2 separate regions of the Homo sapiens genome follow, and region 2 is linked to region 1. A link is an interaction called in ENCODE POLR2A ChIA-PET data of the cell type or tissue named here. Cell type or tissue: B cell. All regions are shown on one strand. Each heading gives the region's core, and the rest is flanking DNA. Links, peaks and the distances in the headings are about the cores only.

Region 1 (4,385 bases), core at 88-4,087:
TGCCCAGGCTGCAGTGCAGTGGCGCCATGCCTCGAATTCCTTGGCTTCTGGATGATCCTCCTAATTCAGCTTCCTGAGTAGCCAGGACTACAGGCCACCATGCCTGGATAATTTTTTAATTTTTAAAATTTTTTTTGTGGAGAACAAGGTCTTGCTTGGTTGCCCAGGTTGGTCTTGAATTCCTGGCCTCAAGCAATCTTCCTGCCTTGGCCTCCCAAAGTGTTGGGAATACAGGTGTGAGCCACTGTGCCTAGCTATCCTTTTTTTTTTTTTTTTTTTAAATTCTGAGAGTCTCTAGCTCAAACACAAGTTAGCAGGTTAAGGACTACTCCAAGTTCTGGCAGAGCTAATTTTTACTACTTGGTCTTCAAAAAATAGAGGCTTTTTTAAAAATTTTTTTTGTGACAGAGCTTCACTGTATTGCCCAGGCTGGAGTGCAGTGGTGCGATTGTGGCTCACTGAAAACTTCGCCTCCCGGGTTCAAGTGGTTTTCCCGAATAGTTGGGATTACAGGTGAGCGCCAGCATACCCAGCTAATTTTTGTACTTTTAGTAGAGACAGGGTTTCACCACGTTGGCCAGGCTGGTCTCAAACTCCTGGCCTCAAGTGATCCGCCCTCTTCAGCCTCCCAAAGTGTTGGGATTACAGGCGTGAGCCATGGCACTTGGTCTTGTAACTCCTTTTTGAACATAACTTCAAAGTGAAGGCCTTTGCCCATGAGCTCTTTGACATCATCTGGTGTCCACTGGTGACCCATCAGCTCCAGAACTTTCTACTTTGTCTTGGAAGCTTTGCTGGTTTCTGTGGGCATGGCCATGGCTGCTCTGGTCATCTGCTCCTGCCTCATTTCTTATTGGTCAGTTGCCATTATCTTGGCCTAGAATCACAGTAAATTCTCTGAAGCCCAAATACGTTGAGGAAATACCAGGATGCAGAGCTCATTCAGGGTGGATCTAATGTGAGTAGTTTGATAACTTGCTGCAGCATAGGCTTAAAACCAGAGGGTCGGCCGGGTGCAGTGGCTCATGCCTGTAATCCCAGCACTTTAGGAGGCCGAGGCGGGTGAATCACCTGAGGTCAGGAGTTCGAGACCAGCCTGGCCAACGTGGTGAAACCTTGTCTCTACTAAAAACACAAAAATTAGCTGGGCATGGTGGCAGGCACCTGTAGTCCCAGCTACCTGGGAGGCTGAGGCAGGAGAATCGCTTGAACTTGGGAGGCAGAGGTTGCAGTGAGCCGAGATTGTGCTACTGCATTCCAGCCTGGGCAACAGAGTGAGACTCCGTCTCAAAACAAACAAACAAACAAACAACAACAACAAAAAACAGAGGGTCAGTGGAAATAGGACCTTGGTTGCAACAATGCCTGAGTATGTCAATGTTGATCCATTCACAAGTAAGAATCATAGGGATGACGTTTGTTATATTTCCTTTCATCATGCCTGAGAGCATAGTGGGAGGAAGTGGTGATATTTTTATCCTCTGGGTTGTTGATGTAATATTCTCATGTCAAGAAAAAGACTTTTTGGGAATGTAATTTCCATTTTCACTGAAGGCTCTGCTTCAAATTAGGACTTAACTGTCAGATACTTGCTCCTGGGTGAGCTTCTTGTCGCTCTGTACCAGGATGAACATGTAGTGGCAGATCATATCTGAGAAGAAGCAGATGATAAACATGGGCGGGACCATCCAGTGGCTGACGCTGGAGTTGGACAGTAGCTCCTACCCTCTGTCTTCACTGAGAGCTGGTCTGGCTTCTCCTGGGGTGCCGGGGCTCTTTGGGTTTTCGTCGAGGCCTTCGTATGCTCCTCAGCCTGGGCATTATCTTGGCCTAAGACTGGCCAGGACCCTGCTATAGCCTCGGGCCTAGTGCAGTGATTCCAACTCCTCCAGCTGGGCTGCCAGTGGCCCATGGCAGCCCTGCATCCATTTGATTTTCGCTAACTCTATCTGGAGACTATAGAGTTCTAAACAGAAACCAAAAGCTCCCTGACGTCTTTTTGCTTGTTCTAAGCCATCTCTATTAAGACCATATTTTAGAGTGAAAGTTATTAAACCGTAGAATTTTGTTTGATCACTCTGACCCCCACTTGCTTCAGTGAAAAAAAAAAAGAAGCAGGCTACAAAACATTATGTACTACATGAATTCACTTTGTGAGAACACAAAAAACTTTTATTTATCACTGCCTACCACACAAAATAGTAAGGATTCAATAAAAAATTGTAGACTAATGGCTGAAATGATTGAAAGAATACACAGGAAAAATGAAGTTTTATGCACCAAATTGTTAACTGGACTTATTTCTGTTCCAGGACTCTAGTTGATTATTCTTTTTTCCAAATTTACCACAGCGAATATATAACTTTTACTTAATATTTTAAAAAAGTGTTGTGCTTTCTCTTGTTTATAAGTGGTGAGAGACTGATGAAAGTGAAAGTACTTGTAGAAAGAACTGTGTAGCAAGTCAAAAATTCAGTCATTCCCTGAAATGTTGTAATCTATGAAGGAGTTTTATTGTCCTTTTACTCTGAAAGGCAACACAATAGTTGGGTTGTGTCAAAAGGAAAAAATATCATCCATAGTTTAGGTGTATAGAACAAATTGGGACATAATTCCAGAACTGATGACTTAGTTCCACAACAAAGAACAGTTTCACATATAATAACCTGAGAGTTTCAGATATAATAACAAGTGAATCGTGGCTGTCTTACTCTTGCTGTAAAATAGCATTCTTAAATACTGGGATGTGAGACCCACTCACTGGGTGGAGACCTTTTAGGAGATAAAAATAGAAGTTATCCTTATCCTCAGGGAGCTCATAGGCTGGTGACTATGACTGGGAAGTAACACTTACAGTTTTTATACTTCAATTGAATTAACATTTATTTAAAATAGGAATGATAATTTATTCCTGCTGAAATGGTTGTTATAAAAAGTAAAAAGCATTAATATTTCAAAAATACAAATTTTGATATATTAAATAATATAAATTCTAAATTTGCTAATTTAAGTAAATGTTTTTTGAGTATTTAAGTCAAGGACTGTGCTAAATATAATTTTACAAAATGGTTAATTTTCTGAGTAAGTAATGCTTTATTTGGTAAAACAGTTTCAGAGGCTGGGCATGGTGGCTCATACCTTTAATCCCAGCACTTTGGGAGGCCGAGGCTGGTGGATCACCTGAGATTGGGAGTTCGAGACCAACATGGAGAAAAACCCCGTCTCTATTAAAAATACAAAATTAGCTGGGCATGGTGGCGCATGCCTGTAATCCCAGCTACTTGGGAGGCTGAGGCAGGAGAATCGCTTGAACCCGGGTGGCAGAGGTTGCGGTGAGCTGAGATTGTGCCATTGCACTTCAGCCTGGGCAACAAGAGCGAAACTCCATCTCAAAAAAAAAAAATTTTTTTTCAGAAGAGTATGTGGTGAAGTCTTCCTTCTACCCTATCTCCCAGCCACTAGGTTCTTTCACCATTTTCAGAGAGATTTTATGCATGGGTATAAATATGCATATATATATCTTCATTTAAAAATTGTAGATGGTATTATATTATGCTCTTCTGGAGTGCAAAGTGTTTTATATGCTTATCTCATTTAATATGTACAATAGTTGTCAAGACAGGTACTCTTATTAATATTTCCATTTTACAACTAAGGAACTAAAGACATCTCAATTTTTTAATAACTTGTGCAGGGTCACATAGCTGATAGTTATAGAATCTACTTCCTGAGGCACTACTTTATATAGTTAACTTATTTATTTATTCATTTATTTTGAGTCAGAGTCTCACTCTTTTGCCCAGGCTGGAGTGCAGTGGCGTGATCTTGGCACACTGCAACCTCCCCCTCACAGGTTTAAGTGATTCTCCTGCCTCAGCCTCCTGAGTAGCTGGGACTGCAGGCACCCACCACCACCATGCCTGGCACTTTTTGTATTTTTAGTACAGACGGGTTCACCAAGTTGGCCAGGCTGGTCTTGAACTCCTGATCTCAAGTGATCTGCCCGCCTTGGCCTCCCAAAGTGCTGGGATTACAGGCATGAGCCACCGTGCCTGGCCTAGTTAACTTTTTAATTTGAAACAATTTCAAAGTTACAGAAAAGTTGCAAGAATAGAATAAAGAATTGCATATACCCTTTGCCTGGAGTCCTTAGTCAGGTTTCTGCAGCTATCTCAATAATATTGGCAAAAGGAACCAACCTAGGATCACCCATTATTCCCAGTTGTCATGAATCTCTAGCCTCCTTCAATCTGGAACAGTTTCTTCACTCTTTCTTTGACTTTCATGACTGTGGTATCTTTAGAGATCACAGGCCAGACCTGTCCAGAAAGATTTTGTAGAATATTTCTAAATTTGTGGTTGTCCCAGGTGTCCTCACTGTAATC
Region 2 (4,385 bases), core at 86-4,085, 970 kb after region 1:
CAGGGACAGTGGGAGTGTGCTACTCTTAAGGGCCCAGCAACAAACACCTGGCACGGCTGCTGACCTGGAACTCCTGCAGCTCACTCCCCTAAGCACCGCAAGCTGCAGTCCTCCCAGCTGGGGCTTTCCAGATCACTCACCCGTTCACCTCGGCTCAAAGCATCTCCAGATGAACAAAGTGCGTAGAAAAACTTGGATTCACATTGTGGGTTTGCCACTTGTCAGCTATTGACCATGTAACTTCTCTCATGGTCCTGATCTGTGCAATGGGAATAGCACCCATCTCGAAGGGGTTCCATGAGGATTATATAAAGGCACACATAAAGCTCTACCTCCATGGCTATGGTCATGGGTTGGGCAGATTGAGGGTCACAGCTCTGCAGGAGCCCCATGGCATCACAAGGAAGGCACAAACCCCTCCCACACAGCACTGACTCTGGCTCCACAGCGCCCCAGCCCCACCCCACCTTCCCAGCCCCCACTTCCCACAGGAACTCTCCTCCCTGGGGCCCCACTCCCAGCAGGCACCGGCCTCCAGGAAGGTTGCGGTTTCAGGGCCAGCCCTACCTTGGTTGATCCTTGCCCCTAGACCCAGCAGAGGACGGTGCGCGTCCATCCTATGGGACACGGCCGTAACCCCTTCCCCAGCCCCCACTTTAGCACACCCTGCAGAGCAGAGGCCTGACCTGAGCTGGCTCTAAACAGCTCCCTGAGGCTGGAGGCCAGACAGCCACAAGCCAGGAGCAAGATTCTAGAATACAAAGCTATTATAATAAGGAGTTTCTCTGCAAGGCCAAAAGCCTCAGACATTAATAGAGGCAGAAGATGAGTTGCAGACCCTGAAGGTAGGAGAGAGGGGGATGAACCCAAGTCTCCAGGGGAGACTTCTGGAGGAAGTGGGAAGTGGGATGAATAAACGGTGGACCAGGGGAAGCCAGAGAGGGTCTGGAGTGTATGGGGTGGCATGGCGTGGCTGGGGGGGCGGGGGGAATGTTAGAAGTTCATCTCCCAACGCTGCCCTCTGACTGCCTCCAGGGGGCCATTAAACTGGACCACACTACCTCCCGGGGTGAAGGGACTAAGGTGCTGACAGTCCGCTCTGATTTCTTTTAAAGATAGGATTCAGAATGCCAGGTAGCTTGGCTGCTCATCACTGCTTATGATTCTGATCTTGGTCACACCGTAGATGTATAATAAGGAGCCACTGAGGAGCTGTCAGGGTCCTCTTTTTCCTTCTGTACTCGTCTGCATGTCTGGAGAATGCTTTGAATCACAAGAGAAAAACACAAGATGCGTGTGTTCTGCACAGTTATTGATCGACACCAGGCAGTGGCAGCCAGACTGGGAAGAGCCCTCACTGACCCCTTAGCCAAGCCCTTTTTCCTACGGCCTGGTGGGTCCTCTCTGGAAACAATCAGGCCAGCTTCCTGCTCTGTCAAGGAGCACAGCAATGGGGCTCCTCTGTTTTGAGGACTTCCTGCAAGCCCTCCAGCCTACCACAAAGTCAGGGCTCCTTGGCTTTGACAGCTATCCTTCCTCCAGGAGGGCTGTCCCTTCCAAAGGTATCAGGGGCAGCTGACCTCAGAGACTGGCATCCCAGGGTCCCAACTGGAGGCTTTTCCCTCTGTAAGGAGGCGGAGCTGGTGACAGGAATACTAACCACCAGCAGGGCACTACTGCTGAGGCCAGAGCTGGGGCTTCAAGGAGGAAAAGGCAGGTGCAGTCCTCCACTTACAGCCCCGCTCGGCGAGCAGGACCACGCTCCCTGCCAAACTCATCCTCATCGAAGTGGGCCCTCCTTGACCTTCACAGAACACGGGTCAGTCCACTCCTCCCCAAGCCCTGGCTTCCCCAGATACATAGATACGCTCTAGCCTGGTTGTGGAGGACCAGGTTGGGGGTGAGAGGATTAGAAGAGAACCTCTGTGCACTCTGCTGTCCTCCCTAGAAGAGGGGTGAAACGGAAGCAAAGCGGGCGATTTCTCCAGGTAATCTTCAACCCTCTCCTCCCCCACCCACGCACCTGGGGCAGGAAATCAGCTGGTGGCAACAGAGCCCCCCACACCAGAGGCTTCCTGGAACAACCCCGAGCAAGGGCACACAGCAGGAAGAGGAGACTCCAGGGCAGGGACACAAATGCTCTCCTAAAGGGCCCAACCCGGGCGAGTCGCACAAAGTGGCAGGGAGGGCAGGGCATTCCCTCCCCCTCTCCCAACTCTTGGATGTCAACATCAAGGCTGGACCATGGCGAGGGACTCTGGTCTGGGTCCTACCCTCCCCCACTGTAAGCTCCAGCAGGCTGGCCACCCTGGAAAAGGCTCAGGCCTGCTAGACCCCAGCAGGGGCTGATGGCAAGGGGCTAAGCTAGGGTGCCTGCAAGTCCCACCCATGCATACCAAAGGAAAGAGGAGATATGCTCCAGAACTTCAGGCCACAGTCTTTGCGGCCCAGAGTTGAAGGACTGGACTTAAAAATCCACCATCTATCCCCAGATCCTGTTAGGGATGTGAGAATAGGGGAGAGAATACCAGGAAAGAGGTCACAATCCAACCACGAGCACTGCAAATCCATAAGACAGGGGCCCCGGCAGCAGGGGAAGTGACTGCTTCAGTGGAAAGGAAAGCTGCAAGACAGTCTGTGGAGTCACTGCATAGGCACAAAGGCCCTCTGCAAACCAGAGGGCAGCGGCACAGTGACCTGGCTGGCATACTGAAACAGGCTCAGCCCAAAGCTCCAACACACAAGACAAGCTAAGCCCCTGAGAATGCTGTGAGAGCTTCTGGGACATGAGGCCCTGGGTGCAGCAGCCTCGGGTCTCAGAGGCTTCCCTGTCCCAGCCTGGCGGCCAGAGGTCAGAGCAGCTCGCTCGCCTCGCTAGTGCTGGCATCACACTCAAAGGTACAGGTGAAAACATGGTTCTTTCTCATCATCAGCCCCAGTCATGGACCTCGCCTCCTCCACCGGGCTGGTATGACCTCTGCCTGTAATCTTTCAGTCCTCCTGCCCAGCCAAGCTACCAAGGTGGGGTGTCCGCCAGAACCACTGGGGCCAGGCAATATGATGACAGCAACAGTCCAGGCTGCAGGTATGGAGGCCTACTTTGTACCAGGCAAATCCCTCCAAAGGGCTCCTATGTTATCAGTGGGGTAGGGACACCACAACTGACCATTTGACCCCCCCCTTCCCTTTTTTTTTTTTTTTTTTTTGAGATGAAGTTTTGCTCTTTCACCCAAGCTAGAGTGAAATGGCATGATCTCGGTTCACTGCAACCTCTGTCCCCGGGTTCAAACTTCCATCAACTAGGCCAACTTCTTATCAGTTTCTATTCTTGTGGCCCAGTGGGAGGATGGAACCAGGTGGGGAGACTTCTATAGTTTCTGCCAAGATCAAATGTTGGAGAAAGCCTTTTGTATGGCAGTTCGTGGGCTAAACTGGCCTGAGCAGCATGGCAAGAGGTAGGTCATATTACAAGGCCTACATGGAACAAGGCTGCACTCCTAAAAGGTCCAGTCACATAGGTGCCAATCACCTGGGAGACCTAGGGAAACAGGCATCCCTCCCTCCGCCACCACAGCCAAGAGCCCTGGGTAGAGAAGAGGGCAGAACAGAGATCTGACTGCAGGGTGGTCAAGTAGTCTGGAGAGGATTCCTGGTGGCATGGGTCCTACAAGACAACCTAGACAGTGGACAAGCCAGCACTAGGAGGCCAGAGAGCCTGGCGAAAGGGCCTGCAGACGTCTGCTGGCCTTGGAGGTGGTTATCTCCTGGAAGGGGAATAACAGGGCAGGGTCCGAAAGCTTTGGAAACAAACCAGTAACTTGTTCTTTGTGAGCCAGGCTGTTTTTATTCTTTGCACGCCCTATCTTTAGCTTTCTTTTGTTCTCCTTTTATATTTAGTAATGTCTTTTGGAAAGGTCAGCCTGTGGCAGCTATGCTCATGGAAACTCAAGGAAGGTGTTTGCATCCATGCTTCTACCAGAAGACTAAAAGGAAGCCATGTCCTCCCACCCAGCCCTCCAGAGTGAAGGTATAGAAATGCAGAGTAAAAGATGGAGGGAACCAGAGGTGGGCCCCTTGCTCAGCTGCTGTGTCCTCTGGACACTTCCTTTCCAACAGGGACCCTGGAAGTTCCAGCTAGGAAGAGAGGTCATTGTGAGCCCACGGCCAGCCTGGTGCCATCTGGTAACTTCCAGCACCAACCCTGCAGGTGGCTTTGGGAAGCATCGCTGTCCTGCACCCTGCTTTTCCCTGTCACTAAGGTTCAGCCCTGGGAGGTGGGCTGGGGAGGACAGTGCCTGAGAGCCCAGCACACACCTGCCTTCATGGTCCCGAGCTCCAGCTGAGCAGTCTTCCTCTTTCCTGAGGAGCCGATGACATGCTGTGAC

Evidence for each region. Peaks named below come from ENCODE experiments on the same cell type or tissue, not always from the same donor. Only the 100,000 strongest peaks of a DNase experiment are listed, where the experiment ranks them.
Region 2: POLR2A ChIA-PET joins it to region 1 with 5 read pairs; 1 of 35 experiments calls an interaction of 5 or more read pairs at or near these places.

Annotation. Positions count from the first base shown.
Region 1 is chr16:69,442,566-69,446,950 of GRCh38, forward strand. The region is part of intron 1 of CYB5B (cytochrome b5 type B); the gene reads left to right. It also overlaps the pseudogene LOC100420066. Among named protein-coding and RNA genes, the nearest start is that of CYB5B, 20 kb to the left of the region's middle. RefSeq lists a silencer at 940-1,222 and enhancers at 1,569-1,648, 1,679-1,938. In B cell, for the core only: no CTCF peak of the experiment used is centred there; DNase peaks (open chromatin) are centred at 1,536, 1,716 and 2,576; H3K4me3 peaks cover 1,383 bases; H3K27ac peaks cover 1,634 bases.
Region 2 is chr16:70,416,839-70,421,223 of GRCh38, forward strand. The region is part of intron 1 of ST3GAL2 (ST3 beta-galactoside alpha-2,3-sialyltransferase 2); the gene reads right to left. LOC124903707 (a long non-coding RNA gene) reads left to right here and starts at 575. Exons shown (of 3, transcript XR_007065103.1): 1 at 575-845; 2 at 2,996-4,027. RefSeq lists enhancers at 132-321, 2,663-2,782. In B cell, for the core only: no CTCF peak of the experiment used is centred there; DNase peaks (open chromatin) are centred at 93 and 2,470; H3K27ac peaks cover 1,279 bases.